Regions from separate parts of the Mus musculus genome. Here regions 2 and 3 are each linked to region 1. A link is a loop called in an ENCODE intact Hi-C map of the cell type or tissue named here. Cell type or tissue: left cerebral cortex. All regions are shown on one strand. Links, peaks and the distances in the headings refer to the core of each region. The heading gives the core; the rest is flanking DNA. Region 1 holds the start of Izumo4 (IZUMO family member 4). Region 2 overlaps Dot1l (DOT1-like, histone H3 methyltransferase (S. cerevisiae)). Region 3 overlaps Dot1l (DOT1-like, histone H3 methyltransferase (S. cerevisiae)).

Region 1 (9,511 bases), core at 2,245-7,244:
CCTGGCAGGCCTGTGCCTGAACCCCAGGACAGTAGGCCTGCTCACAAGGGATCACAGTAGTGGTGTCCTCAAGAGGTAGCTGCATGCTGGGCGTGGTGGCACACGCCTTTAATCCCAGCACTCGGGAGGCAGAGGCAGGCGGATTTCTGAGTTCGAGGCCACCCTGGTCTACAGAGTGAGTTCCAGGACAGCCAGGGCTACACAGAGAAACCCTGTCTTGAAAAACCAAAAAAACACAAAAACAAAAGAGGTAGCTGCAGTCCTCATGCTTTAGCCTCTGAAAGGGATATAGTACCTCCAGTGCAGTTTCTAAGCAGTGCACCACAACACCATCTCATTCCAGAACCTTCCATCACCCAGGTCATCTCACATTTACTTGCTGTCTCTAGATGTTCCTGTTCTAGACAGTTCCTGACAGGGAGTCTCACACTCAGTGGTCTCTAACGTCTGGCTCTCAGTGAGAGCCTCTCTTGCTCTTTATTTACTTACTTACTTACTTTTAAAGATTTATTTATTTTATGTACTTGAGTACACTGTAGCTGTCTTCAGACACACCTGAAGAGGGTATTGGATCCCATTACAGATGGTTGTGAGCCACCGTGTGGTTGCTGGGAATTAAACTCAGGACCTCTGGAAGAGTGGCTCTTAACTGCTGAGCCATCTCTCCAGCCCCTTATTTTGTCTTTTTAAAGTTGACTTTGGTTGTGTGTGGTGTAGGATCTGAGGTCCTCGTGATTCAACAGCAAGCACTCTTAACCACAAAGCCATCAACCTTCGCCCCAAGCCCCACGTTGAAGTCTCCATGTGTGCTTTGTTGGAGCCTGGCTCCTACTCGTGGCCATGTGTTGTTGCTCCAGTGTGGGACTGGGCCTCGTGTCTGTCAGCCAGCCAGCCATAATGCTAGTCCATTTGCCCCTGGATGATACAAATATAGGCACACTGCTGAGTGTTTCTTCCTCGTGGTGTGGCCAATAGGGCTATCCTTCCTGTGCAGTGACAGTCTTGCTGATCTGTGCTGTGCAATCTTCTTCACTCTGCTCCTGCCACTCATCTGTCAGCCCCAAGGTTCTAGTGTCTGCCAGGGCTGGCCTCCTCCAGCCGTGGAGACTTGTGCAATTCCTGGTTTTACTGTCCTATCTGCTCCCCTGAGGACCTCACCATGTAGTGTGAGGGGAGACAATGATTAAAGGGTGCCTCTGTGGGAGACATGGGGCCTCAGCTCAGACTCTGCTTCAGAAATCATCCCGGCACAAGAAGAAGAAACACAGAAAGGAGAAGGAGAAGGAGGAGAGGCCACGAGACAAGAAGAAAGCTAAGAAGAAGCAGGTGGCACCTCTGGAGAATGGTGCGGCAGCAGAGGAGGAGGAGGAGCCTATCCCGGTGAGCATTCTTGACAACCTGCCAACCCAAGGGTGTCACCTGGGTTCTGTTTGGAGAGGACCCAGGGGTCCGTGCAAGCTGCTTTGTGACCTGTGCTTGGTGAGGGATCCATGACCCGCAACATCTGGTGGCTCATGTTTTGGGAACTGGCCATCCCCAAGCATGGTTCTGTAGCCTAGTCCCTGTCGCCCACAACTGACGAGCCTGTCTCTCCTCCCCAGCCCATGTCCAGCTACTGCCTTCTGGCTGAGAGTCCCTACATTAAAGTGGTAAGTGACACTTGGGTTGCTGCAGGGCGGGCCATTGGCGGAGCAGACCCATCCTTAGAAGCCTTGTGGGGCTGGCGGCAGTAGCCGGGCACCAAGCTCAAGCATCAGTATAGGGCACTCTCTGCAGCCCAGCCACAGCTGGAGAGCCAGTATGACCAGGCCACCAGAGGACAGCTTTGCTAGCAAGACAGAGCGACCAGCTGGGCAGCATACACCTTACACCTTGGGAAGAGGCAGGGGGATTGCAAGATCAAGGCCAACCAGTGCTGCACTACAAGACTTTGTCTCAAGGAGTCAAAAAGACAGGAACTGGGGTGCAGCTTCATGAAGAGTGCGTTTTGAGGGCCTGGGGCCCACAGGCAGTTTTCACGGGGGTGGGGTGGGGTCACTGTCCTTGATCTTGGCAGTGAACTCCCTCCCCTCAGCTGGTCCCTGGCCCTTGACCCTGCCCTTGCTCATGCAGACATATGACATCCAAGCCAGCTTACAGAAGGACAGCCAAGTGACTGTGTCCATCATCCTGGAGAACCAGAGCAGCAGCTTCCTGAAGAACATGGAGCTCAACGTGCTGGACTCTCTCAACACCAAGATGACCAGGCCAGAGGGCTCATCGGTACACGACGGTGTGCCCGTGCCTTTCCAACTGCCTCCCGGTGAGCCTACCCTTCGGCCCTAGCCTTCGTCACGCCACCTTGGCTCTTCACAATGGACTTAACTAGAGCTCCCAGGGACAGCTGAAGCGAAAGGCCCCAAGCTCTTGATGACCCTCCCGTGTCTCGGTGCTACTCTTGGGCCACATGCTGGCTTCCACCTGGGCCATTGGGCTGAGCTGCAGCAGTGCCCATTGTTTCTGTCACTCTAGCATCCCACCCAGCTAGGACAGACACCCCAGGGTCAGTGCTGGCCCACTGAGTGCCATGTCTCCCAGCAGGCGTCTCCAATGAGGCCCAGTTTGTGTTCACCATTCAGAGCATCGTCATGGCCCAGAAGCTCAAAGGCACACTGTCCTTCATTGCCAAGGTATGCACTCTATGCTGAGGTCCAGGTCCCTCCCGCTCCCCAGGGGATGTCAGGCATCCCAGGAAAGAAAGTGCCTGATTGGAAAGTCCACCCTACAGCCTTTCTCCTTGCAGGATGATGAAGGAGCCACCCATGAGAAGTTGGACTTCCGGCTGCATTTCAGCTGTAGCTCGTACCTGATCACCACACCCTGCTACAGGTGTGTCTCCACCCCACCACACAGCTCGTGGGAGGAAAGGAGGGGTAGAGTTTGCTGATGTGGGCTGTGAGGTAGGAGTAACATGAGAGTGCTCAGCCTTCATCACAGGCGTCGCCTCCACCTGAGGCCACCTCTTCTGGCAGGTGACACTGCAGATGGTTGCCTCTCTGTCCCGGAGGACTACCCTGTGTGCCTGTCACTTTCTGATGCTCACATGTAGGTAGCCCAGGCTGCCTTGGAGTTTGAAGCTGCCCTCATGCCGCGACATTCCTAATGCCAGGTGACTGCTGACACCCAGGCCCTGCCATCACACACTCTCTGTCCTCCCACAGCGATGCCTTTGCAAAGTTGCTAGAGTCAGGAGACCTGAGCATGAACTCCATCAAAGTCGATGGCATTAGTATGTCTTTCCAGAATCTTCTGGCAAAGATCTGCTTCTACCACCATTTTTCCGGTAAGCAATGTTACAGTGATAACACTCTTGGTGGCTTTGTACCAAAAATGACAGAAGCTACTTTCCCACCCCTAATTAGACCCTTGCTGCATCAGGCCTGGGCCTGCAGCCTGAGTGCCTTCACAGCATGGGCCCCAGCCGTGTCCTGGCAGTTCTGGCTGGAGAGGGCCTGCCAGGGAGCATGGACCTGACCCCCCTGTCTGTTGCAGTTGTGGAGCGAGTAGACTCCTGTGCCTCCATGTACAGCCGCTCTATCCAGGGCCACCATGTCTGCCTGCTGGTGAAGAAGGTGAGCTCACAGCAGTGCCTGCTGCTCTGCAGCCACCCAGGATGCTCTCAACAAGAGGCTGAGTTTCCCCTGCACATACCTCCCTGTCCAGGGCTGTCCTCTAAGGTCCCCATCCCAAGAGTACAACCCATCTCCCACAGTTAGACGAGACCTCCTAGCTGAGCTGTACCAACCCTCACAGTTCTACCAGGCCCTCCAGATGCATCTGGTTTGGGAACACAAGGCAAGAGGAAGGGAAGAGTGGGCTCAGAACTGTCTCCGGCGCCCTGAAGGGCTGTATGCTATTTACCTGCCATCTTAGCACTCAGGAGACAGAGGCAGGGTTACTGCATTCCAGGCAAGTTGGGGCTACATAGCTTCAAAAAAATAAAGTGAGGTCTAGGCTCCAGGGAGGGTAGGAGAGGTGACATTTGCGCCCCCCACACACACACACACACACAAACATAGGCAATTTGTGCATGTGCCATCCCCTAGGGCGAGAGCTCCGTGTCAGTAGATGGGAAGTGCAGCGATGCCACGTTGCTCAGCAGCCTGCTGGAGGAAATGAAGACCACGTTGGCTCAGTGCTGAGTTGCAGTCCAGGATGTGCAACAGACCACAGAAAGATGTGATGCGTCTTACCTCTCCTGTTGTGTGTACTGTCTCACACCCAGCATTAATTTAACACCACCGGCCTCCACTGTGTGACCCTGAGGTCCTATGTTGCATCAACTTCTTTTATTATCCTTTATTCCGACCTGCACTCCTTTAGCAAGGAAGGCCATCCTGACCCTAGCCAGAAAGGGGCTGCTCCACTTCCCATTCTCAAAGGCGGCTGTGGACTGCAGGGTTACAGCAAACACACTGATGTGGCCCCACTCCTGACCCCATGCTGCCTCTGGAGGAACCCTTCCAGATGCTGCTGTCCACAAATATTCCAACTGGTAGCCTCTATGGAGAGGTGATAAGGCCAGCTGTTAATGCTTTTCCCCACAGCCTGCAAGGTCAGATGGATGAAGTGTCCTTGTGGGTGGCTCCGCAGCTCAGCTGCAGACAACAGGGATGGCCCTTTGATTTTCTTCTGTTCAACAGAACTGTGGTCTGTCTTGGGGTTCTGTTGTGGGGGTCAGTGGAAGAGTGCAATGTATGCCTCAGTTTGTCACTACACATCATGGGCTTGTCCCTGCAGCTGTGGAGGGCTTAGTGCCTTGCAGTGGAGAGTGTGCATCCTGGGAGCAGTCAGTGCTTCCCCAGCTGTTCCTGGGTAAGGTGAAGAGACATCTAACTGGGTAGCTGGGCACAAGCTGAGCCTTCCTCAGAGGTGACAGTGGTCTACAGACATTCTGGCTTCCTTTGAGGACAACTGTCACTTTAGCATGTAGAGTACTCTTACCGACCCCATGTGACCTTCCAGCTCTATGATGTTCCATGATTGATTTGCTGTTGACATTCCCATGTGAAGAGAGATATATCACGCTGCTGACGATCGGTGTCACAATGACCCATTAAAGAGTCAAAAAACATTTGTGTGTTGTGTCCCCATGGTACCCCAGGGCAGTCCCCAGTGTGCCATTTAGGCTCCTGAAGCTCAGGTGGTACAGACCAGTGAGTTTCTCCAACCTCCACCAGTAGGTGCCTTGTGTGTGGGGATTACAAGTTTGGTGTGAGTGCAGAACCAGAAGACAGTTGTCCTGTATCATTACCTCCAATCTCCACTTGCCATGCTAGAATTCAAAATTGTGGTAACACACACCTTTAATCCCGGCACTTGGGAGCCAGAGGCATGGGGATCTCTGAGTTGGAGGCCAACCTGGTCTACAGAGCAAGTTCCAGGATAGTCAAGGTGACATAGAGACCTAGCTTGAAAGGGAAAAAAAAAATGTCTGTACCTTGTGCCAGGAGAATGCTCTGGGTTCCCTGGAACTACAGCTCCAGGTAGTTGTGAGCCACCCTATATTGGAAAACCTGGGGTCCTCTGCAAGAGTCTTAACCACAGAGCTACCTTTCCACTCCGCAGCATTCTAACTGCTCCTGTGGCTGTGAGGGGGGAGAGCAGGAACTTGAGTTGAAAAAGGCCCTTGCTCCATCTCGGCAGCTCACTGCCACTTCGTTGATGGGGAAAAAGGAAGACTCCTTTTCAAATAAACTCAACTGCAACTGAAGTCCCCAAATGCTGCTGTGCCCAAGGCCTCATCCAGTGCCCCATCTGAGACCATGCAGCACTCTCTCACTGCTTCAAGCATCCTGCCAGCCCTAGCCAGGACCCACAGAGGTAGTCTTCAGCAGCAGCGGTAGCTACAGTGTACCCATTGCTGTGGTTGATGACTGGCCACAGAGTGCAGCTGGAGTTCCCAACACAACACCTAGTGTCCCTATTCATCCTGTTCAGACTGCTCTTCCAGTCCATTGGAGGAAGGAGGGACTCTAGATGCTGCCATGTGTAGTCCTTGTTAAAAACAAAACTAACTTGCTGCCTGTCCCATGAGCAAGAACTGTAGGAATGTGCCTGGAAATGCTTCTGCCTGGGGCCAGGGGACATGGTGACAAGGAAACCAAGGTGACAAGGACACCAAAACAAAAAGGAACCCCTGGGTCTCCTGCATCAACTTCTCCCAGCCAGCCTATCTCTGCTGCTAGGTGCTCTCTGCAGTGTGGTCCAGCTGTGTCTCTGACCTGGATCACACACTAACCTGCTCCACTTTTACAAAGCCCACTGTATCATCCATCCTGAGGCTGAGAGAATTCAAGGTCAGTCTACAGACAGGTGCAGTGCAGGAAGACCCAGCTAGCACGCCTGTAGAGGCAGGACCGTCAGGAGGCCAAGTCATCTGCTCCATGGCATGCTCCAGGCCATACTGGAGTACTTGGCATCCCACCTCAGCAAGAGCTGAAGCATCCCTTCTGCAACCCTGCCCATAGTTACCCAGGGTCCTTGGACCCCGAGGGAGATGTTGCAGGTACCAGCCAGGTTTTTTGGTCCCTCCCTCTGTGGATAGGAGCGTAGGACCCCTCCACACCTGTACATCATGTTCAGGTGAAATGCATGCCACCAGCTACATTAACGACCTAGCCAGATCTGGCAGTTAAAGAATTGTTCCTCATGAGAAATGTCAGGGCATTTTAATCAAAATATCTCAGAGGGCCCTGCCCTGGGGGGTTCCCCACTATCTTACACAAACCCATCTCCCTGCCCTCCCCTGTCCCGGCCCAGCCTGGGATCCATGGGAGTGGGAGGGGTAACTTGAGGCAGGCAGCAGCTAGCTTCTCCAGAGGCAACAGTGCAGTTGAGTCCTGGCCTCTGCCGAGGCTGGGGGCTGGCAGCCACTGTCAGTGCTGGGTCAGACACTCAGAGACTTTTTCCAAGGTCAGGTTGACCAGATGCTGAGGTTCCAGACACTTTATGTTTTGTGACAGGCTTTGGGGGATGAGGAGGAGGTGCTCTAAGCCCATTGTCTGCACATGCCCTCCTGCCTCCCTTCCTAGGCTGCCTCCCATAGCCCATTAATATAGTCCAAGCTAGCCCCTAAGATTCTCCTGCCTCAGGCTCCTGGAAGGCTGGGATTATAGGAATGCATTGCTACACCTAGTCCCTGCCTGTTCTTAAATCCTAAAGTGTGCCAGTGGGATAGGGACCCTCCCTAGCACCCACAATGACAGGCCTCGATAGGGCATGAGAGGTCTGTGGCAAAGAGGCCACTTGACTTTGGAATTCTGTTTTCCACAGGTCACCTGCTTCTTTGTAGCCTTATTCCCCAGCTCACTCACAAGGCTGGGGTGGTTCTGCACATCCAAGTTGAGGCCGCAGGGAAGAAACACAGCATGGTTCAGGCAGTGCGTTGACCACACAGGCAGGTGTGACTACAGATGGCCAGTGTGCCCTCAGGCACACAGCCCTGCCCAGCATCCCCTCCCGCTCTTACCCACCCTGCCCAGCATCCCCTCCCACTCTTACCCACACACCTCCTCACTCCATCCCTCTCCCCACTCCCCATACCCCGCTCCTCACCTCACTCCTCCCTCTCAAGTGGAAGGCCTGGTCTTACCTCATCTTTTCATCCTGTCTGAAATAGAATGGGGCTCCAGTTAGACCCTCCAGGTCTGCCACCACACCAATTCAGGGAAGAATAGGTTTCATGAAGACCCTTCAGCCAGGATGGCTTGCCCCCTTCCTCCAGCTGAACTTGGAGACCTTTGAAGGGTGTGGGCAAGGTCCTCCTGAGCCTTGGCAAGCTTCAACCCCTCATCATAAGGCACACACAACCTTGGATTCCAGCAGGAACTTACTTGTGCCAGGTGTTTCTACAATGACAGTAGGTTTGGAGTCAGGGGACCAAGTGGCCTCCCTTGGTGTCTCCCTCTCCATGTCCTGGTACCCAATAAGCCCCAGCTCACATGTATTTCAGAAGGCCCTGTACAGCTGACTCCCACTGTGCCGATGACCTGGGGTGGGGGGGGGGAACACAAGACTTGGTGGTGGGGTATCCCCAAGGCCCTGGTCCCCTTCCTTGCCTAGGACCCCAGGGGCAGTGGGATTGCTGCATGAGCCATACTTGCAGTAGTAGCCAAAGCAAATGACGTGGGAGTCCGTGCAGTTGCTGCAGGAGATGGTCTCGTACTGGTAGATACCTGCAATATATGAGAAGCAGCCCCAGACTCCCCTGGGCCCTCCCCAGCCTGGGCCACTGCCACTGTGGCCCTTAGCCTGGACCATGGTTCACTTACCACAGTGACGCTGACAGTCAATGCGGCCTGGGGAGGGGAGGACATAACAGGATAGTGCTTTCTGACAAGGCCCAGAGCTCAACACCTCAGCCCCACTTGTTTTTGTAGCCCAGGATACCCTAGCACAGAGAAGGTAGCCTAGGCTGCCTTGTGATTTGTGGCAATCTTCTTGCCTCGTTCCCTCATTTCTGAGTGCTGGGATTACACGCTTGTGCTACATGAGTTTCATGGATGTAGGAAGGGGTCAGTTGCAGTGAAAGATGGGGATAACCTAAGGGAAGGATGGTTCCATTGTTCCTAGGTGCCACCAGGAGACTAGTTTGACAGAAATAAGGGGGTGATGGGCATGCTAGCAAACATTTATGCAAAAGGGCCTCCTGCAGAGTCACTCCTCCCTGAGCCCTGTTTCCAGTGCCCCTAGCCCTGAAGTGCCAGCGGCCATGATCATCTTCCCCTCTGTGGAGCCCACTGCTCACTCTCTATGATGGCGTTCTGGATGAGGCGCACTTGCTCCCGGAAGATGGCCCGCAGCTCATTGGGGAAATACCCTGATGTGAGAGTCACAGCAGAACGGTCAAGTTCAGGTGCGTAGCAGCTCGCACCGGCCCCACCTGTTTCTCTTTTTACCTGGGAAGTACATCTTCCCCTGGTACAGCTGGTCCATCCTCTGGTACACGGCTTCTGCTACTTGATATAGCTTCTTCCGGGCTAAGGGCAGGAGGAAAAAGCAAGCAAATGAGTGGCCCTGCCCGGTTCCCTGCTGCTCTTCTGACCCTGGAATGGGTTCCGCCGCTCACTGATCTCAGCAGGAATGGCCAGATGGAGCTCCTTCATCGTGTTCTGGATCCAATCGGAGAGCAGCATCCCCGACACAGGAATGTCACCCACCCACCACGACTTGAGGTTCACGTGGTGACGATAGAAGGAGAACTTCTCCGCGAAATTGGGGTCGCACTGCAGGCAGCCCCGGGCCAGCGCCGCTGTCATGCCCAGAAACAACAGCAGGGCCATGGCCTGGCCCAGCCTGCCTTGCCCAAACATCGGCGCCGCCAGCGCCGCACCCTCCAGCCGCGCACCAACCAACGGTGCCTCCCGCGCCACGCCCTGCCACGCCGCACCAACCAACAGCTCGCGCTGTGGACCCTGGCCGCGCCATCCCCTGCCCGGGCCTGATCATGCTTCCAACTCTGGTCCCGCCC
Region 2 (9,511 bases), core at 4,463-9,462, 85 kb before region 1:
AGGCCTGGTCCCAGGACAAATCCCTTTTATGTGCAGATACCGTTATCTTTCAATCCCAGCAAGGGACCTGCTCCGGTGGACAGGAGCAGTGGTCGCCAGGGCCCCGATTAACGAAGGTGGAAACGGAAACAACCAAGGAGGTCAAAATACACGCCGAGACGCCACTCGGACACCCCGAACCACCCTGGAGGCCACAGAAGCGCCACCCAAGCCAGCAATCACGCGGCGACCCAACGGGCCTCGCGAGAGCGCGCTCTCCCGGCGGGCGCGCGCCGATCCTGAGGCAAGAGGGCGGCCGCTGCCTCTCCCCGTCCCGCCCCCGGGCTTTCGCTCCCACCTTCAAGCCTCCCCGACGGAGCAGCCGCCACCGACAAACTGTGCAGCTCCTCACCAACGCTAAGGCCTCGCTATCCGGGTTTAATCTCCGCCAAGGCCGCGGTTTCGCCGCGCGCGTGCGCACGACCGACGAAGCGATCCCTTCCGGGAGCAAAGGCGTCGGCGTTTCGTGTGTGCGCAGGCCCAGCGGATGGACTTCCGTCTTCGGTAGGCGGGAGAGAAAGGAGCGTCGGGGCGCAGAGTGCGCGTGCTCACTGCAGCGACCGCACAGTTTCGCTCCGCCCTAAGTCTAGCGGCGCCGGCTATCGTGACAAGAGGAAAGCGTTAGGGTTCACCGGCCCAGGAAGGCGCTTCGCTCATCGTGGAGTGCTCTGAGTCTAACTTACACCTCACGCTTAGTATGTCTGGCGGTTATTTAAGGACGGGCCATCTCCTTCCCGTCTGACTCTGTTCAACCGCGCAGACCCATAAATTAGGGCCGCGCAACCAGCCCAACAACGCGCAGGCGCAGTAACCGGGTTGGGACTTCCGAGATCGCTCTCTGAGACTTTTGTGGCGCTGGCTGCGGCTTCGGGGAGGACGGCGGCCGAGAGGCAGGGCGCGTGTTGGTTCGCGCGGATCCGTGCGGCGGGATGCGGTACAACGAGAAAGAGTTGCAGGCGCTGTCCCGACAGCCGGCAGAGATGGCGGCCGAGCTGGGCATGCGGGGCCCCAAGAAGGGCAGCGGTGAGCCAGTCGGGGCTGCGGCTGGGGCACTTGGGCGGGCCGGCGCGGTTCCTGGGTGGGCGAATGAGAACAGTTCCGCGCTGACACCGCCCTGTGCCTACAGTGGCCAAGCGGCGACTGGTGAAGCTGGTGGTCAACTTCCTCTTTTACTTCCGCCCGGACGAGGCCGAGGTAGGGGCGTGGGGGGCGCGGGGGACCCGCGCGGCCCGGAGGCCGGCGCTCATGGCCGTGTCTCGCGCAGCCCCTCGGAGCCCTGTTGCTGGAGCGCTGCAGAGTGGCCCAGGAAGAACCGGGCGGCTTCTCCATCAGTAAGTTTCCATCCCGGACTCTGCTCCGCACACCCGATCCTTTTTACTCCCTTAGGAGCCTACGTTTGTCCTGGATCCCGCGTCCGCTGGTGGCCCAGGACTGGCCCAGCTATCACTCAGAGTGCCCACTGGGTCTGGTTCTCGCTTAGTTTCTTCTCCGACCCCTCTGCCCGTTCCCAACTGAGAGAGGTGCAGTCTGCGAACGTGGGGTGTATAGCAGGAACAGTCTCTGCCGCCCTCTCTGCCACGGGTAGGGTACGGGCAGGCTTTAAGGCCTGTCTCAGCCTTCTTCCCTAACGAGAACTTTACAGTATCTTGTAGAGATTTGGGCATCATGTCTACCTATATTATCCAGTGGGGTTCTTTATCTGTACCCCTCTTTTCTCCTTCTTGCACGAGTGCACACGTGTTTTGGGGTGTGAGTATGCCAGTAAGGCCAGAGGGAAACTTGAGTAGTTGGTTCTCATCTTCCACTATGTAGGTCTCCAGCATAAAACGCTGGTCATTGGGCTTGGCAGTAGGGTCCCACCTGGGGCTTACTTTTAAGTTATACTGACTGGCCAGCAAGCCCTACGAACCCTTCTGTCTCTTTCATGAGTCTTTCTTGAACACTGACATTACAGGTGTATTCGTTCTGCTCTCCGACACGGATGCTGGGGCTTCATCACCCATGTTCTATTGCCATTCAGTTTAGGGTCTAACCTAATGACCTTCTATTAGCCACTTCCATTCCCAATAACCCAACTTCCCAGTGAGTCCCCTATTTGTGGGTTCAGGGGTCAGGATTCTGGAGGACAAAGCCAGCATGAGACAGGCAGAAGATGACTTGGTGTTAGAATAAGAGGTGTAGTTTGAAATCCTGGTGAGAGGAAGCTGGGACTTGTGGCCAACAGGATGTAGACCAACTGGACACTGACCAGAGGTGGCTCTTATCCTTTATCCCTTTCCAGGCTTCGTCGAAGACCTCAGCAGGAAATATCACTTTGAATGCTGTAGCCAAGAGCAGTGTCAGGACTGGATGGAAGCTCTGCAGCGGGCCAGGTGGGGCTTTAGGGACTGATGGGAGCTGGGTGGAAACATGGGGGAATGTGAACAGTGAGCCCAATCCTTTCCTCCAGCTACGAATACATGCGACAGAGCCTCATCTTCTACAGGAATGAGATCAGGAAGATGACTGGCAAGGTATGTGGGGCGGTCAGGGATGGGACAGCTTTCCCTGGCCTTGCTCACAGCCACCGTGCCCTCCACAGGACCCCCTGGAGCAGTTTGGCATCTCCGAGGAGGCCAGGTTCCAGCTGAATAGCCTGCCTAAGGATGGGCGGACTACTTGTATTGGCTCCCAGTTAAATGTGTTGGACTGACCCTCTCTGGGCCCCTGGCTACCCTGGGAAGTTTTTTTTTTTTTAATATAGGTTTTAATACATCTGTTCAAAAGGTCCAGAGGAGGTGGGCAGGGTCTGTGGTCCTCGTTCTCCATGCCATCTCCCTGCCAGCACCCCTTGAGTGTCCACATCCAGGGACCGAGCCTGGCACAGCTCCCCTATCCATTGCCAGATGAATGTATAATGCTAGATGAAGCTGTGAACCCCCCCCCCCCCTCCTGCTGATAGAGCAGGGCATGGGTGCTGGCCTCAGTGCTCAGCCTGCTCTTTAATAAAGGTACCTCTTTTCTGAGCCATGTCGGAATGAGTGGAGAAGAGGAGGGTGGGACACAGGCTGTGGGCACTTGGGAGGCAGGGGGAAGAGGAGGGTGGGACACAGGCAGTTCCAGAGCATCTGGGACAGAGAACAAAACAGGCAAGCTGGGCTGGTGGCACACACAGTATAGGTGTAGGCAGGACTTGGGGGGACAAGCCTCTGGCTCGCAGTGTGCCTGAACCCTGGTTGGACACCCTCACTGTGGAGATGTGGATCCATCCTTGGGTTTTGGGGAGTGGTACTCATATAAGTGGGAGTTGTAGGTAACCCTGATGGGGAAAGGTGTGTTCTGCCCAAGTTGTAAGGGACACCTAAATCCTGGCTTTCTAAACAGGCTGTGTGCACTTGGGAGGCAGCGGGAAGAGGAGGGTAGGACACAGGCAGTTCCAGAGCATCTGGGACAGAGAACAAAACAGGCAAGCTTTGACACAGCTTTGTGTCAAGGGGCTTTGACTCAGTCAGGATTGGATTCTTAAGTGAGACTGGGTCCTCCCAAAGCGGGAATCCTTCAGAGTCACTGTCAGCCTCACAAGAGACAGATAGGCACTCTGCTCTTCCAGTCCAGGTTGGACAGCAATAAACAGGCAAAGAAAAACTGGCACTGAGAACTGGCTCAAGTGAAAACGGCTTTATTTATTATACTGTGTCTAAAGGCAGCAACAATGTGTGAGATGCCTTGGGGGAACCAAGGGAAGAGAACAATGCACCCTTTAAGTACAGAGGTCATCACAAGACAGAGCGATGCTGCATCAAGTTACAAACAAACAGGCCAGGCTGTCAAAAAAGCTGTGTAGGTTGAGGGTGGGAACTGGGAGGTGTGTCCCGTCTGGGCTAGTGTGGGAGTGGTGGTCCCAGTCTGTAGGGCTTTCTATCAGTTCCTGAGCTCAAAGCCCTGCAGCAACCTTGGATTGGAGTGGCAAGGATGACTGAGGCAGCCTTACCCTGTACTAGGCCCATCAGTCACAGGGTACCTGGGGCCACTATGCACCATGGTCAGTTTACTGTGGGTTCCTGTTTCTTATGGGCTCAGGAAAGGACTTGCAGTTGTACCCAGAGCACCTGTGGCCCACTGGGCCATGAACATGCTGTGTCTGTCCCCTAACACTCAAGTAAGGTGGAGGCAATGGCTGCTGGAGCAGCAGCTGCCAGGATGGCGTGCGGGCGGTGTGTACAGTGTTCACTCGGGGTTTTGTTCCAGGCCTGGGATTTGCTAGCTTTTGTTTCGGCTATCCTGCTCTGCAGCACCTTAGTTAGCTGTGGTGCACAGGAACAGGCCTGCCGAACATGAGCACCATCGCGGGGTGGGAAGGGAGTGGGAGACACCAGCACCGTCTTCACAACTACTTTGGGAAGTAGGTGGGGGTGGGGGTGGGGCAACATGGCCTCTCCCCTCAGCCCACCAACCCACGACTGGAAGTGAGCAACATTGAGGGCAGTCAGGACCATCTCAGAAAAATCAAGTCAGCCCTGACCTCTGTGGTCACTCCCAGTGCACCTATCCCCAGGACCAGGAAGCAACTCCTAGACATAGGCAGGCGATGCCCATAGTGACCAGAGGCCCTGGGCAGCCCAGCACATCTGGGCCACACTCCTGCAGGGTCCCTGGCCAGTGCCATTTTTTTTTTTTTCGTTTTTGTGCATTTGAATAAATAAAAGTATTTTTCCTCCTCACTTTTCTTTCCTTTTCTTTAAAGTTCACTGTGCATTATACAATCTAAAAATAAATGCAGTCAAGTCTATGAAATTTATAAATCTCCATCAAATCTCTATAAAATACTGTCACTGATCATGTGACTCTCTTATACACAGATGCCAGGGGACCCACATTGGGCCAGCCCCATGTCACCTGACCAGCATGCCCCGAGCCAGAAAAGCAAAGAAATACAAAGTAAATGCACTTGTCACAGGAGCCACCAAGCCCTGCAGTAGTGGCCCTCACCTGTCAGCACCACTCAGCCCAGCTGGGAACCCCCATTCCTGCCCCAGCCCAGTCTGCACCCACTGCAAAGGCACGCCCAAAGCCACAGGGTTAACAGTGGGGTGTTCACAGTGACAGCAGGCAAGTTCCAAGGAGGGGGAACAAAGGTCAGCCCCCATTGGGCATGCCAGGCATGCCTTTGGTGTCAGAGCAAGATGTTGGGGGCGCATCTGAGAACTGTTTGGCCACAGTCCATGTTTGGGGCAGCACCCAGGACAGAGGTGGAGATGGGCAGGCATGGGCTTGCTGGTGAGATAGCACCGGGACGGAGTCAGGAGTCCTTGTGGCCAGCCCAGCAGGCCAAGTCTTTATATTATTCTCTCTCACAGACACTTAGACGTCTCAAGAGGTTGCCTTGGACGACTTTGATGGAATAAAGTAAGTCAGAATTGCTTATACTTTAAAAAAAAAAAAAGATAAATACTTTATCTAAAACTATTGACAGTACAAACTGGACCAGTCCAGCACCTCCTGCGGTGCCGCCGATTCACAGTGGCTCCATGTCCGGCTCCGCCGGCCTGGCAGGCAGCAGTCTTGGTCCACACCGTCCTTGCATAGGTCGTGGCTGAGGTAGTAGAAGTCCTAATTACCTGCAGGGAAGAGGAGCACAGGTTAGGTGCATTCAATATGCCTGTCTCAGCTGAGCTGCCCAGCAGGGCACAAGGGTATGGGGGGGGGCATTCCTGGCAGGTGCCAGTGGGCCCAGCCCCCTCCAGGTCTGCCTTGCTGAACATCCAGAGTAGGTCAGCTGGAGAGGTGCTAGCTCTAGGACCTCCAGATGGCAATGGCCAGGCTGCCCTCGCTGCCCAGGCTACTGCCACCACATAGCCAGACCCAATGGAGAAGGCCAGAGGGCTGCCACCTGGCTCTTCTTCACTTACAGGGCTGACAGCCAGGCAGGGTTTCACAACCTCTGTTCTGGGAGAGGTAGGTGGGCCCAACTCTCTGCTCCAGGATACCATGCTACCCCAGGCAGCTTTCTGCCTATGGCCAGCCTAGAACCTCACCCACCTGACTACCCCGATTTCCTCCACACACGACTCCAGGGTGGAGGCTGAGAATGCAACCTCATCATTAGGAACTGCTATGGGCCAGGACCCTCACGGTGGGTGGAGGCTACCTTGAGCTCTGGTCTACCACACTTGAATCTCATCACTTCCACTGACCTCTCAGCGGCTGCTGAGGATCTGGTACTCTTGCACAATGGTGGCCCTGCCTGCCTCCCTTAGCCTCCCATCTCTACCACTCAGGACCCCAGGCATCTGCCGAGCCCTGCCAGCCGTCTTCTGGGCAAGAGGAAGTACGGTTTGGCTCTAGCCTTACCTTACAGAACATGAACTGCTAGCTAAGCAAGGTCTTTATCGAGGCTTAACCCCCGAAAGGTGCGCGGCATAAGGAGGCGGCATGCCAAGGGAAACCCACACAGCAGATGGCCCCGAGGTGCTGGCCTGTGGGGCGGCGGGCGCGGCCTGCGCCAGGGCCAGCCGGGGCAGGGGCTGGTGGTGCACCGTGAAGGAGGGGCGGGAGACCTTGTGTGGGAGGGAGGCGAGCTTGACAGACAGAGAGGCATTAGCAGGCTGCAGAGAGGCGGCAGAGGAGGGGGGTAAGAAAGCGTTGTTAGCTGGGAGGGAGGCCAGGCTCTGCAGAAGCACTGGCTCAGGGTTAGAAGCCAGCAGCGCAGGTGGAGGAGGCAAGGCGACGTTAGGAGGAGGGGGTGCATGGAGGACAGGTGGCCCCGCAGGGGGCCGGCCTAGATGCTGAGGAGGAAGTAGGGGAGGTGGAGGGGGCGGCCGAGTCTCGACCGAAGCCGCGGCCTGAAAGGAAGAAGCCGAGGTGCTGGCCGCCGCCTGCAGCGGGCTCAGGCCCAGCGTGGCACTGCTACACACAGCCCCGCTGCCGACACCAGCTCCAAACGGGTGAGCAGAGGCGGAGGGCACCGCGTGGGTAAAGACACCTGTAAACAGGAGAGAAAAAGCAGCTTCAACAGGCGGCACCGTCCAGGCAGGCGAAGCAAGAGGAGTACAGCCGCCAGCAGGAAGAAGCAGAGGACAGCGTGACTCCGGTCCAAGCGCAGGCACAAGCAGCAAGCAGTAGGCTCAGTGTGGGACACTTACCTGCCAGGCCGAGGCCCTGCCCCTCGGGCCCACCTGCCCGCCCCTGCCCAGCCAGCACCGCACCACGCCTGGCCTGTGGCCCAGGCTCCGCTCCGCCCTGCGTCTGAGCAGTCCGAGCAGGCCCTCCTGGACTCATTTCTCACCAGGCCCACTTCCAGCCATGAGGCACGTGGGTGGTCACCTCAAACAGGGGAGGCCCCCGAAGAAAGTACTGCCCTAGTTAAGTGCACCGTGGTCTTCTGAAAACAAGAGGCATGTGTTACGAGGCTAGCCAGCAGTCTCCTCCTCACACAGCTTGGCGGGCGCTGACAACTTGCACTGATAGCTATGAGGCCTTCCTACCGCCCTCTAGAGAGCTTGGAAGGTTGGTGGGGAACTGAGCTCCTGCACTGGGGCCACAGGGCGGCCCTTCCTTGCCTACCTCCAACGGTTCCGCCGGCCACCCCAGAAGAGAAGCTGCCCATGGTGTGTGAGTTGGTCAATCGGGTCGCAGTGGACGACACATGCACCAGGCCTGCAGCAGCTGGCACAGTGCTGAACAAGGACTGCAGCACAGAGGAGCCGGCCACAGAGCCCAGGTTGGCCTGCAGGGACATGGGGCCCAGAGTAAACTGGGGCCCGGGGGCAAAGGTGCTCAGGAAAGGCCGGGGAGCCTGGGCAGTGGGTGTTGCACTGCCCGCAGAAGAAGCCACAGTTACAAGACCAGGGCCACCAAGGAGGCCACCTGGAGGCACGGCTGCAGCAGAGATGAAGAGGTTGTGGCCGCCCTTGAAGTCCAGCTCACGGTCACGACCTTTGCTGGCCCTGCTGCCATGTGGCAGTGAGGCCTTGTCCGAGGGCCCGCACAGGGGCAGGCTCTCTCCTGACTCCTTGTTTGCGTTGCCCTCACCCTTCAAGCCACCCAGGCCCTCGGGCTGCCGCCTGCTGAGGAAAGGGTTGGCCTCTGTGGTACTGTCCTTGCCCCTCTGGGATGGGAAGCTCAGGGAGGCACTCAGGCCAGTCACATCCGGGCCCTTGTGGGAGAGGGAAGCACCATCATTGAAGCTGTGTAAACCGAGGTCTGCAGCAAGGCCCCCACTGAAGGCCAGGCCGTTGGGAGGGTTGGTGCCAGGGCTTGGCCCCTCGGCTGCACCCAGAGAGCCCGCAAAGCTTTTCCTTGGGTGAGTGGGGAGCTTGGCCTCAGCAGCAGGCTCCTCCAGGGACGGCCGGAAAGAGAACAGGGGGCTGTGGCTCAGGGCAGAGCCAGCCTGTAGCGGACTGTCCACAGCCTTGGCCAAGCCGAGGTCAGAGATAGGAGAGAAGGTAGACTTCCATTTGCTGCTGTTGATAGGCTCGCTCGAAGGGGCTGACTTCCTTCCCACCAAGCCACCACCTGATGGGAGAAGTCAGTGGCCATGAGCAGAGCCTGGGGCCTGCTGCTTCCTGGGGTGAAGACAGCTGAGGAGGGCTAAGAGGTGCATGCAACGTGACACTTCTGTTGCTTAGAACATGAAGGCCTCTGGTCCTGCCCTCCCAACCATCCATGTAACAGATGCAGTCCTGGGCTAGCCTGCCCTGAGCCCACCACCTCAGGCCTCAGGCAGAGAGCAAAAACTCACCATTTTCCAGTGTCTTCGGGGGAGATTTGCTTTCTAAAGAGATTGTTGCAATTTTTCTCTCAATTCTGTGCAAAGACAATGGTCATTTAGTGAGTCTATGTGCTGAGAGATCTGAGGACTCTTAGGAAATGGAGGGTCCAAAAGGCTACCCTCAGACCTCGCATGGCAGGACCCCTGAACAGAGCTAGAGTAAATCTGGGCAACTGGCAGTCCTAAAGTCTGTGCATGGGACTGTGCTGAGGACCTCAGAAGGTCTGCTTGGACTTTGACAACTGTGTATCTCAAGCAGGGCAACCTGTAAGAGCTTGCTGTCGGGGCTGGTGAGATGGCTCAGTGGGTAAGAGCACCCGACTGTTCTTCCGAAGGTCCACGGTTCAAATCCCAGCAACCACATGGTGGCTCACAACCATCCGTAACAAGATCTGACTCCCTCTTCTGGTGTGTCTGAAGATAGCTACAGTGTACTTACTATAATAATAAATAAAGTCTTTAAAAAAAAAAAAAAAAAGAGCTTGCTGTCCCAAGCCCTGTTGAACTTGGAGCTTAATGCATGATCAAAATTAACTTCACCATGACATTCAAAAAGTGTGCATACAGGACCTCATCAATACTCAACTGCAGGGCAGCATAGTGTAGGTGGGGAGAGGGGAGCATATATTGGCTCAGACACAGACAGAGGACCCAGAGGGCCTCACAGAGCACAGGCCCCCATGCAGGCCCCAGTCCCCATTCATCAAGAAAAGCAAAGGTAAT
Region 3 (9,511 bases), core at 811-5,810, 78 kb before region 1:
TAGAAGAACTGAAGGCTACAGGACTGAGGCTGGCCTCAGAGCACCAGTAGGTATAGGTGGACCAGACTCAAAGAGGAGGCAGCCTCCTGAGCTCAGTCACCTGCAAACACCAGGGAACACAAGGTACTCCCGGTGCTATGAGCTGTCTGAACCTTCAAGGACTGGCTGACCCTAGCACAGGATAGCTTTCAGGAAATGGTCCAGACTTTAGGCATCCCTCAAGAAAAGGTGCCTGGCATGCCCTAGCCCAAAACAAGTCAGCAAGGGACAGCCATATACTAGCCCTCCACCTTCCCCAAACACGACCCTGGGCTCAGAACCTCAGGGCTACCTGCTGTGTGGCCTCAGTTCCTATTTCTGTCCCACAATGGTCTCTTCCCCAAGGACCATGGCAGGTAGCCGGGAGAAGTACTAATGGGGCGGGGGTGCAAAGCTCACCTGTGGGCGCCACAGCGAGGCTCCTGCTTCCTGCTCCAGCACCCCCTGCACCATGGGCAGAAGCACCAGTCTGCTTCTCAAGTGTGGCTGAAGAGTCCCGGGGCTGTGGCACAGGGCTGGGAGTGCTCCTCTGCAAGACAGAACCATCTGCTGAGCAGGCCCAACAGGAGGCAATGGGGCAGAAGGGCTGAGGACAGGGGAGGCCACAGAGGACAGAGCTGGGCTCAGCTCAGGAGTCCAAGCCAAAAGGCCAGGTCACATTCAGTTAACAAGGAGTGGGACAGAGATAAGATGGTCCCAAGCCAAGGCCAGACACAACTACATGTTCAGTTCACTCTGACCTAGGACAGAGAAGACACTGCCTCGGGTAAAGTAAATGGAAGGCAAGGCTACACTGTCTGAAGCCCACCCTCTGTGAACAACAGTCACTCATCCCTGATGTGAACTATCACAAACAGCAGCCTGGGCCATGCCTGATCCTGCTGCTTGAGTGACTAAAGCCCTCCTAAGAGGACTTTTCTTTTTTCTCTGCTTCTGCTTCTTACAAAACACACCCAGGACCTAACTACATGTCTGGGAGCAGAATTAGCTGTGGACATGGCTTTTGGCAGTTCCAGGCTCAATCTCAACAGCACCGACAGTCATAAAGACTAGGATTGCTCCTGAAACCAACCACAGCCAGTGCCTCTGCAGCCACCGCCGCCACCACCTCTGCAGCCACCGCCGCCACCACCACTGCTGCCGCCGCCGCCGCCACCACCACCACCGCCGCTGCCACCACCACCACCACCACCACCTGATCTGGCAACTCACCGCCCTCTCAGCACGGCTGGGCAGCACCACGCTGGCCAGTGGGATGCTGACCGGCAGCTTGTTGGGCTGCACTGTGCTGAGTGGAATGCTAACAGGTAGGCTGGTGATGGTCTCCCCGTGGCTGCTGTAGGCACGCTCCTTCACACCCTGCCAATAGATAGCCATGTGTCACCCAGACCTGGATGGGAGCTCAGCCACAGACCCACTACACAGCTATATCCTCAGGTCATGGGCTGGTAGCTCCTGCAGGGCCTTGTGTGCAGTTGAGGACAGTGCACACTTCCCAGATTCTTCTTCCCGCCTGTTTGAGACCTGTCACTGTGGACTGCCAAGCCTCACAAGGACCCTGCCCATTCCTCCCAAACTTCATTCCATCTCTGTAAATATAGTGGAGACCCCAAACCCTTGGTCTCACTCCAGATGCTCCAAGCAACCTGTTCCTGGAACCCTGTCCCAATGTCCACCAAGGACACCCGAGGGAGGCTCTGACACACTCAACTGCAACCACGTCCCAAGGCCTGGGAATACCAGTCGCCACCTCTTCCCCAGGGCTCTAGAGTACTCTCCACACATCCTACAGACAAGGATGCCCTTGGGCACAGTGCACTGCAGTTGCCTCATCCACTCCTCACACAGGAAGCTTCTCTGGAGCAGCCCTTACCTTCTCACTACCTTTCTCGGAGGTGAGGGGCGAGGTTGCCGGGGAGGCCAGTGGTGGATCCTGGGGGCTGAGCTTCATGCTGTTGGACAAGCCAGGGCTCTGGTAGGGAAGGCTGCTCTCCTTGGGGTGCTCTGGCCTGCAATGAAAGGCCGGTCACTCTGCCCATGCCCAGCAGGCACACGGCAGCAATGGTGACAGAGCCACTACGTGCACTTGTCCTCACCGAGGGTGTGGCTCACTGGTAGCTGCTTTGCTAGCCCCAGTGTGGTCCTGGCTCAGGTGCCGCCTCAACACAATCTTGGCAGGTGACAACCGGGTGTAATCAGGCAAAGCCAGGCCAGACAGCTTTTCTAGCCGAGGCCGGCCACTGTGGCTAGGGGTACAAGGTACGACCTCCTGGTCCAAGGGAGAGGCCAGGTACTGGGGTGTGTTCTGCTTGGATGATGGCCGACTAGCTGCATTGCAGAGCTCATAGCTGGCAGCATGGCCGTTCATGGACAGCTCAGGGCTCATGCTGCTGAGGTGTGGCAGGGAGATCTTGGCACAGTCCAGCTCAAGGCGTAAGCGCCCAGCATCAGCCTCCAGCTCTCGGCCCAGGGCACCCTTGCCACGCAGATGCAAAGACAAAGCATCATCTGGTGGTACACAGGACTTTAACTGCAGGAGCTCCTGCTGGCGCTGGGTCTTCTCGAGCTCCACGATGCTGATCTAGAGGATGGGAGGGGTGTCACAGAGCAGCCAAGGCTCCACCCAGCAGGGTAGGTGGCACATGGTGGTCCAACGACACGTACACCCCTGCTGTCCACCATCACAGATGCCTTTCTGAGGGTGAAGATGGGGTCTGATGCAACACACCAATACCCTACCTGCAGCTCCAGGCAGTGCCGCTGCTTCTCTGAGATCTGGCTCCTCAGGGCCTGCTTCTCTTTCCGCAGGTTCTCCAAGGACAGTGTGGACCAGTCAAGCCTCAGCTCCTCACACCGGGCCCTGAGCTATGGGTACATGAACAGGAAGTCTCAGTAGCCAAAGGGAGCAAGGGCCAGGCTCTCTGGACAGTGCAATGGATCCTTCCCACAGTTGTAGCACATAGTATCAACACCCAGCCACAAACAAGCAATGTAATAAAGGCCAATATGACCTTTACAGGACCATGACAAGATGGAAAAGAGTCCCTGGCCTGATCCTTGCTCAGCCCAGCAAATCTGGTGCCAGAGCACACCTCTGGGCCAGTGAGTGGGCAATCAAGTCCTCCCTCCACCCCACACGTGCGCAACCAGCAGCGGCAGGCCCCCCTGCACACACCAGCCGCAGGCTCTGGCTCCGAAGCTCGCTGTTGTCCTTCTCCAGCTGTTCCGACTGTTCCCGCAGCTGCTGGTTGTGGGCAGAGATTTCCTTCTGGGCCTGAATCAGGTCATTGTAGGTCAGCGCCTTCACGCCCAACTGGGGATGAGGACAAAGCATGGTGAGTAGAGTCCCAGTTTATAGGAACAAAAGAGATGACAGCTACCCTACAGCTCTGACCCGAGTATAGCCAAGGCAATTCCATATCAGTACTTCCATAAGGACAAGGGACGCTATCTTTGGTTGCCCCACCAAACCCTGGGTCAGGTTCTGCTGAAGTGGGCGGGCGGGCGGCCTCACGTCACCTCATCCAGCTTCTGCTGGAACAGCCTGCGGATTTCTTCCTTTTGGGCCTGGCAATGGCCGAAGAGCTGCTGGGCTGTGCCCAGGAGCTGTGTGTTCTTCTCCTGCAAGAGAGGACAGGAGAAGGTGACCACAGAGCCCCCAGGCAGCCCTATGTTGAGAACTGACATTAAGGCAGAGCCTGCGCACCTTCTCCTGGTCCAGAAGCTGCTGTAGGTTAGCCTTGTACTGCGGGGTCTTTGTATAAGCCAGGAACTGCAGGTACTGGATTCTGAAGGACTCTGGAGGCACACACACAGCACAACATGTAAAGAAAGGCTGGTGCAGGAGTGGGAGGCAGCAGACACAGGGAGGCTATTGGGCCCTGGCTTGCTGCAGGTCCATTCTGCTGTACTTTCAGCTTTTCTCACAATGTGGGAGGTTTCCTCCTGGCAGAATGGGCAACCCTAAACCCTGAAAGCAGATCTCTCCTTCAAGTAAGGGATTTTGTCAGCCTTCCCTGTGCAGTGAGGGTCCCCCTCCCCCCCAGACAGGGTTTCTCTGTAACCCTGGCTATCCTGGAACTCACTTTGTAGACCAGGTTGGCCTCAAACTCAGAAATCCACCTGCCAGGATTAAAGGCGTGCGCCACCACCACCTGGCTTACAGTGAGTTGTTCTATACAGAGCTCCCCAAGTACTGATGGGACACACAGGTCCCCAGATGTGGTCCAGGATGCCTGAGGTAAGTTGGTCTCAGCTACTCACAGGAGCCAACATAAGCCAAAGTAAGCCAGGCCATACAGCAAGTGGGCTTGACTGGGGCCCCACCACTTGCACAGCCCCCACAGAATGGCTTCAATGTCAGAGCTATGACCCACCTAAAAGCTTCTGCAGCGCAGGTGGGGTGGGTGCCACTAGCAGTGGGTTGGGTGAGTGCAGCTGCGTGCTTGGAGGTAGCTGGTAGAATGGGCTGTGAGGTGCCCTGTACGCATCTGCAAGAGAGAGAAGAGTCCCCGTCAGCTACCAACCATGGTCCCACACTACTGTGGGCAACAAACTTGTCAAATCTGGGGTTTGAAACAGCTATGGGATCCAAATCCACACTGAGCTCCTCCTGGTTTGTAGTATCAGGCCTGGCACATGGCAGAGTCCCATAGTCACATGAATGGGGACTCACACCCCTGCAATGCAGAAAAGAAAGAGGCTTACCCTGGGGTGAGGCTGAGGGTGGGGCTGGGGGCGGAGAGTGCAGGAGATCCAGTGTGCTTTGGCTCTTCTTAGACTTGCGTTCGGCACTGGCAGCACTCATTTTCTTGGGCCGCCCACGTTTCCGGCCAGCCATCTTTCTCCCTTTCTTGTTCAGTTTCTTCTTCCGGGCTTTGGAGGGAGATGGCTTTTTGACAGTAGCCACACCTGATTTTTCTTCCTCAGCACCAGAATCCTGGAGAACACAGACAGGCAGGTAAGGGTCACAGCAGGAGTGCTCACAAGACCATAGGCTGAGGCACCCCAGCCACCTAGCAGCCCTGTGCCCTGTGCTGGACGGACATGCTGGACAAGGAGCCTATCTCACCGCGGGGGCCTCAGTGGCAGCTGCTTTGCTCTCAGGGACTTTGGTGGGCGTGGTCGCATTGCTCTTGTTCTCTCGCTGCTGTCTTCGCCTAGCTGCCTCCTGCTCCTCCTGAAAGGAAGTGCTGGGTAAGTGTCCAGAACACAGGATGATCCAACTCTGCTCCAGCACGAATGAAGTAGCTACATACACAAGACACTTGGGAGAGTCTCAATGCATGACTTGGGTCCCACAGCCCCTCTGTGGGGAAGACATGAGCCTGTCATGGTGTGATGGCCCAGGATTACCCTACACTGATAGCTGCAGGACCACATGGCAATGAAAGCTCATGGGACATGCCAACCAACAGAGAGGCCCAACTGCGCCACTCAGGACAGATATGGTCCCCCAAAGAGCTAGGCCAAACCACACATTAAAGACCTATGTCCTCTTGGCACAACACAGCCACTCTGACTTGAACCCAGCTGCTCTGGCCTTCATGAGGTGCACACCTGAATGCCCTTGTGGAATCAGCTGAGGACACACACTGGTTACAGGCGCTAGGCTGCTGTGGGATGCACTCCTTGGTGGCAGTGTACCTGCCTGTAAGGTGCCTACACTCCTGTACCACCGACAGCTCAGCACTTCACCCGGCAACAGCTGCTAGAGTGTTAGGCTCTGCTCTTAGTGTCCATGTACAGTGAACACATCTTGGTTTACATCTCCCCAGGGAAAGGCACACAATAGCCCACCTCTATATGTCCCTGAGGAGAGCCTGTCTCAGCTACTCACAGGGGACAACATAAGCCAATGCCCAGCAGCTGTGACTAGAGAAGTACCTGCCATGGAGCACACTGCCCAGCCTTCCAGGGTACTAGAGACAAGAATCCTCAACTGTTAGGACACACCCCTGACTTGGGGATTCATGGCACTAAAGGACAAAGAATGTACTGGCTCCTGGACTGCAGGACCATCACTCACAGAATCATGAACATCCAACCAGTAACAGAGCTTAGGGCCTTCGGGGGCCATGGTTGGACTTGGGGTCTCTGGCCACACACACTACAAACATGCACAACTAGGCACCATGACTCTTGTGTAGGATCAGAGTCAAGAGAGATGCAAACTTACCCTGAGTTTTGGATTTTTCAGACTAGAAAAATAGTTTTCAAGCTAAAGAGGAAAAGAAAAGGCTTTGTTAGAAGTGGGCCCTAGGCATGGACACAGGATGACCACAAAGACATTCTACGTCTCAAAGAGCTGCCGGGCACAGTATCGAACACCAAAAGTGGCACAGCTGGAGTACCAAGGCAGCTAACCTTGACTCCCCATGACTGCTAAGGACCCTGGGCCAGAGCCTCCCAGGGGGGACACTGGCTACTACACTGGGACCTGTGTGTGGTGCCACTAGCAACATGGGAACATTCGTGCCTCAGCTGAGGAACCTTGCGTGGCTCACCCTCTTTTCTCAAACAAGAAGTGCAGGTTAAAGCTGCTGCTGGCTGTCAGCTGCCAGTTCACAGCACTGACCCAGAGGACAGAGAACAAATGCACAATTGCCAGCATGCAGCTTCTAGGAGCCCAGAGACTACCAGGACACCAGGCTTGGACACAAAGAGCTCCGGCAAGGAGGGGAAGCCATGAGAAGACTATGAGGAAAAGGCCAGCACACACCTGGGCAAGTTGGGAATGGGTAACAGAGACCCAAGGCCTTCGAGTAACAAGGCTGAAACTGCTATGGCATCTATTTGTCAGGAAAACCAAGGACCAAGACCCAGAGTTGCCAGGCCCCATGGCCTGTGATTCTCTCCCACTCTGTAGGGTGTCAAGTGAGGACTCACTATGGTGCGGTCAATGGTGTGCAGATAGTAGGAGACAGGCTTGCCAGTCCACGACACAGAGCCCTTCAGGGGCGACAGCTCCACCACACGCATGATGGTGCCAATGTCTATGAGAAGAGCATCAGATCAGGACTGCAGCCTGAGCTACTGCTCATGTGCCACAAGCAGTCTGTACAGCAGCATCCCCAAAGCCTGCCCAGCCATTGAGATAGGGGAATAACCTGGGGCTCCTCAGGAACAAGGTGGCAAGCCCACACAAATGGGGTCAGGCTTCAAGATCAGCCAGAGTCAAAGCAAGCATGCAGACCCTGAGCTGAGCCAACCAGTCGCTTAACCCAGGGAGGCCCACAGGAAGACTGGCTCCTGCTACAGACTCTGCATCCTAAGGACTTTCTTGGAGTACCATGTTCTCTTGAAGAAACATATTAAAAGGGAATATGGATGATGTATAGTGGTCAAAGGCTGAGGAGCAGCAAGCTGAACACCCTCCTTGCAAAGCAGAACCCCATATGACTGGTCACAGGAAGCTGGATACCCTGTGTACCACCGGGCCCAGAGCTTACCACTCAAGTTCCTGCTGTTGATCCTGAAGTTCAGAGGGGCAAAGGGCTTTGAGGATACGATTCTGCCGCCTGCAACACAGAAGCCTATCACTGCCATGTTTAAAAAAAAAAAAAAAAAAAAAGCTGCACATGTACACAACTGCAGTCCACAAACTCAGGCATGGATTGCAGCACAAGTGAGGAGTGCCAACTTAGAAGGTGCTAGTTCTTATGGAACCCCACTGAAACTCACCTGACCCTGCACCATGGTAACAACTGTGTACCCGGATTACAGGGTCATGGTGGCATCCAGGCAACAGAGCGCAGAAGAGGAGATTGCTATGAGCCACATTACCAGGATGAGAAGCTGGGCAAATAGAGCTGCCTTGCAGCAGTTCCCTTAAAACCCACTGGGAAAAGACTTAACAGACACAGTGGCTCAGTGGTTTTCCCAGCATTCTGGCAGCTAAGAATGGGGAATTGCAAGAGTCTGAAGACAAAACTAGGCTAAGTGGCAATATCCCTGTTTTAAAAACAGGGCTGAGAATATGATTGGTTACTGCAGTCCTTGAGGCTGGGGATGTGACAGAAGCCAGGGCAGGGGATAGGATCAGAAATGAGTCCTAAGAGGCAAAAAGAGCCACACCAAATCACAAAGAGTTTAATTACATTCAAACGTCTGACAGCCACACAGGTAGTTTAGGTGTGAAGGTACATGCCTTTAATCCCAACATAAGGCAGAGGTGGGCATATCTCTGAGAGTAGTCTAGCCTAGTCTACACAGAGTTCTATCACCATTAGGGCTATAGAGAGACCCTATCTTAAACAACAAAACCAAGCCTGTCTTTCATGAGTGACTCGGATTCTTCTCCATATATAAGAAAGCAATGAGGTGGAGAGGGGAGACTGAGATAAGAGTGAAGCCCAGATAGGCTCTGACTGTCTTCTGTAGTGCAGGCCATCTTGGGAGTTCTAAGCCTCCTACCTTGGCCTCCTGGATGCTAGAACAGGCCTAAGCTCCACACTCAGAGACATTCAAAAGACTAGTCTACCCAGCATGGTGGTACATATCTGTCATCTCAGCACTGTTCCAGGAAGCTGAGTCAACACTGTTCTGGGATAGCCTGGAATTTCTCAACACACACACACACACACACACACAAACACACCAAGCTGATTATATCAGTGCACTGGCCTCTAGCCCTACTCTAAGTCCTGCCCACCAGCAAAAGGGCCCAGGCTAGAGCAAGGTCAGGTTCCTGTCTCCACTATGTGGGAAAACAGCAATGACTAAGGGGTCAGGCAGAAAGGACACAGGCAAGTCTGGCAAGCACCCCATGATCTTCCCTAAGCAATGATGGGATAACCCAGGAATACCCACATGTAGGTATTTGTGCTGGATAGTTTTTGTCAACTTGACACAAACTAGAGCCATCTAGGAAGAGGGAACCTTAACTGAGAAAATGCCACCATCAGACTGGCCTGTACACAGTGTGGGAGGGCCCAACAAGGGTCCTGAGCAGTGTCAGAAAAGTGGCTGAGCATGACCTTCAACTTGTCCCAGTCTTCCACCATGGCTCCTGTTTGGAGTTCCTGCCCTGACTTCTTTTGATGATGGACTGTGATTAGCTGTGTAAACCAAAAACCCTGTTTCTCTGCGGGCTGTGTTTGGTCATGGTATATATTCATTTTATAGAGCACAGAGAGCACATGGGGACAACACTATAGCGTCAATCAGTGGCAGGCAACGTGGCTCTCTGCAGGCAGGGAAGGGGCTGAGGCTGGCTGTGTCATCAGAGCCTGGACGCCCTGAAAACTGGGTTTACTGGCCCTTAGGAAACAGGTAGTAGACAAAGAGTGGATGACTTACAAAGTCACAGGCTTGACCCCAAACAGGCAGCATTAAGACAGAAGCTAATGTGGTAGTGTACACTGTGATCAAGTTCAAGACTGGCCTGGGTCTCAGTTAGACCCTGCCTAGATGGGATCCTATCTCAAACTACCAATGAAGGGATGAAGAAGGGAAATAAAGCAAGAGTGAA

Evidence for each region. Hi-C counts contacts between places; a loop is a spot of excess contacts. Peaks named below come from ENCODE experiments on the same cell type or tissue, not always from the same donor. Only the 100,000 strongest peaks of a DNase experiment are listed, where the experiment ranks them.
Region 2: it touches region 1 in a loop (3-fold over the local background); 6 of 42 quality-filtered maps call a loop at or near these places.
Region 3: a loop joins it to region 1, with 4 times the contacts of the local background. A loop is called at or near these places in 8 of 42 quality-filtered maps.

The regions. Positions count from the first base shown.
Region 1 is chr10:80,702,558-80,712,068 of GRCm38, reverse strand. It overlaps Izumo4 (IZUMO family member 4), which reads right to left and starts at 9,376. Exons shown (of 10, transcript NM_027829.3): 1 at 9,110-9,376; 2 at 8,940-9,020; 3 at 8,789-8,860; 4 at 8,313-8,339; 5 at 8,141-8,216; 6 at 7,983-8,030; 7 at 7,875-7,889; 8 at 7,634-7,651; 9 at 7,356-7,370; 10 at 6,687-7,005. The coding sequence starts at 9,353. The coding sequence ends at 6,918. It overlaps Ap3d1 (adaptor-related protein complex 3, delta 1 subunit), which reads left to right. Exons shown (of 31, transcript NM_007460.2): 24 at 1,237-1,380; 25 at 1,602-1,649; 26 at 2,113-2,302; 27 at 2,581-2,669; 28 at 2,783-2,868; 29 at 3,201-3,322; 30 at 3,532-3,611; 31 at 4,086-5,113. The coding sequence ends at 4,181. In left cerebral cortex, for the core only: no CTCF peak of the experiment used is centred there; no DNase peak of the experiment used is centred there.
Region 2 is chr10:80,789,632-80,799,142 of GRCm38, reverse strand. Dot1l (DOT1-like, histone H3 methyltransferase (S. cerevisiae)) reads right to left here. Exons shown (of 28, transcript NM_199322.2): 26 at 8,759-8,823; 27 at 7,582-8,532; 28 at 3,682-5,636. The coding sequence ends at 5,629. It overlaps Plekhj1 (pleckstrin homology domain containing, family J member 1), which reads left to right and starts at 517. Exons shown (of 6, transcript NM_023900.2): 1 at 517-1,062; 2 at 1,166-1,233; 3 at 1,304-1,370; 4 at 2,321-2,411; 5 at 2,489-2,552; 6 at 2,621-3,044. The coding sequence starts at 969. The coding sequence ends at 2,731. Sf3a2 (splicing factor 3a, subunit 2) reads right to left here and starts at 408. Exons shown (of 9, transcript NM_013651.4): 1 at 338-408. In left cerebral cortex, for the core only: a CTCF peak has its summit at 7,518 (motif pointing left); DNase peaks (open chromatin) are centred at 6,694, 7,002 and 7,374; H3K27ac peaks cover 2,247 bases.
Region 3 is chr10:80,778,891-80,788,401 of GRCm38, reverse strand. It overlaps Dot1l (DOT1-like, histone H3 methyltransferase (S. cerevisiae)), which reads right to left. Exons shown (of 28, transcript NM_199322.2): 10 at 7,491-7,559; 11 at 6,928-7,034; 12 at 6,218-6,259; 13 at 5,111-5,218; 14 at 4,747-4,978; 15 at 4,416-4,529; 16 at 3,746-3,837; 17 at 3,559-3,660; 18 at 3,215-3,352; 19 at 2,779-2,904; 20 at 2,136-2,620; 21 at 1,913-2,048; 22 at 1,252-1,398; 23 at 439-568. Among named protein-coding and RNA genes, the nearest start is that of Plekhj1, 15 kb to the left of the region's middle. In left cerebral cortex, for the core only: no CTCF peak of the experiment used is centred there; DNase peaks (open chromatin) are centred at 3,327, 3,930 and 4,818; H3K27ac peaks cover 1,568 bases.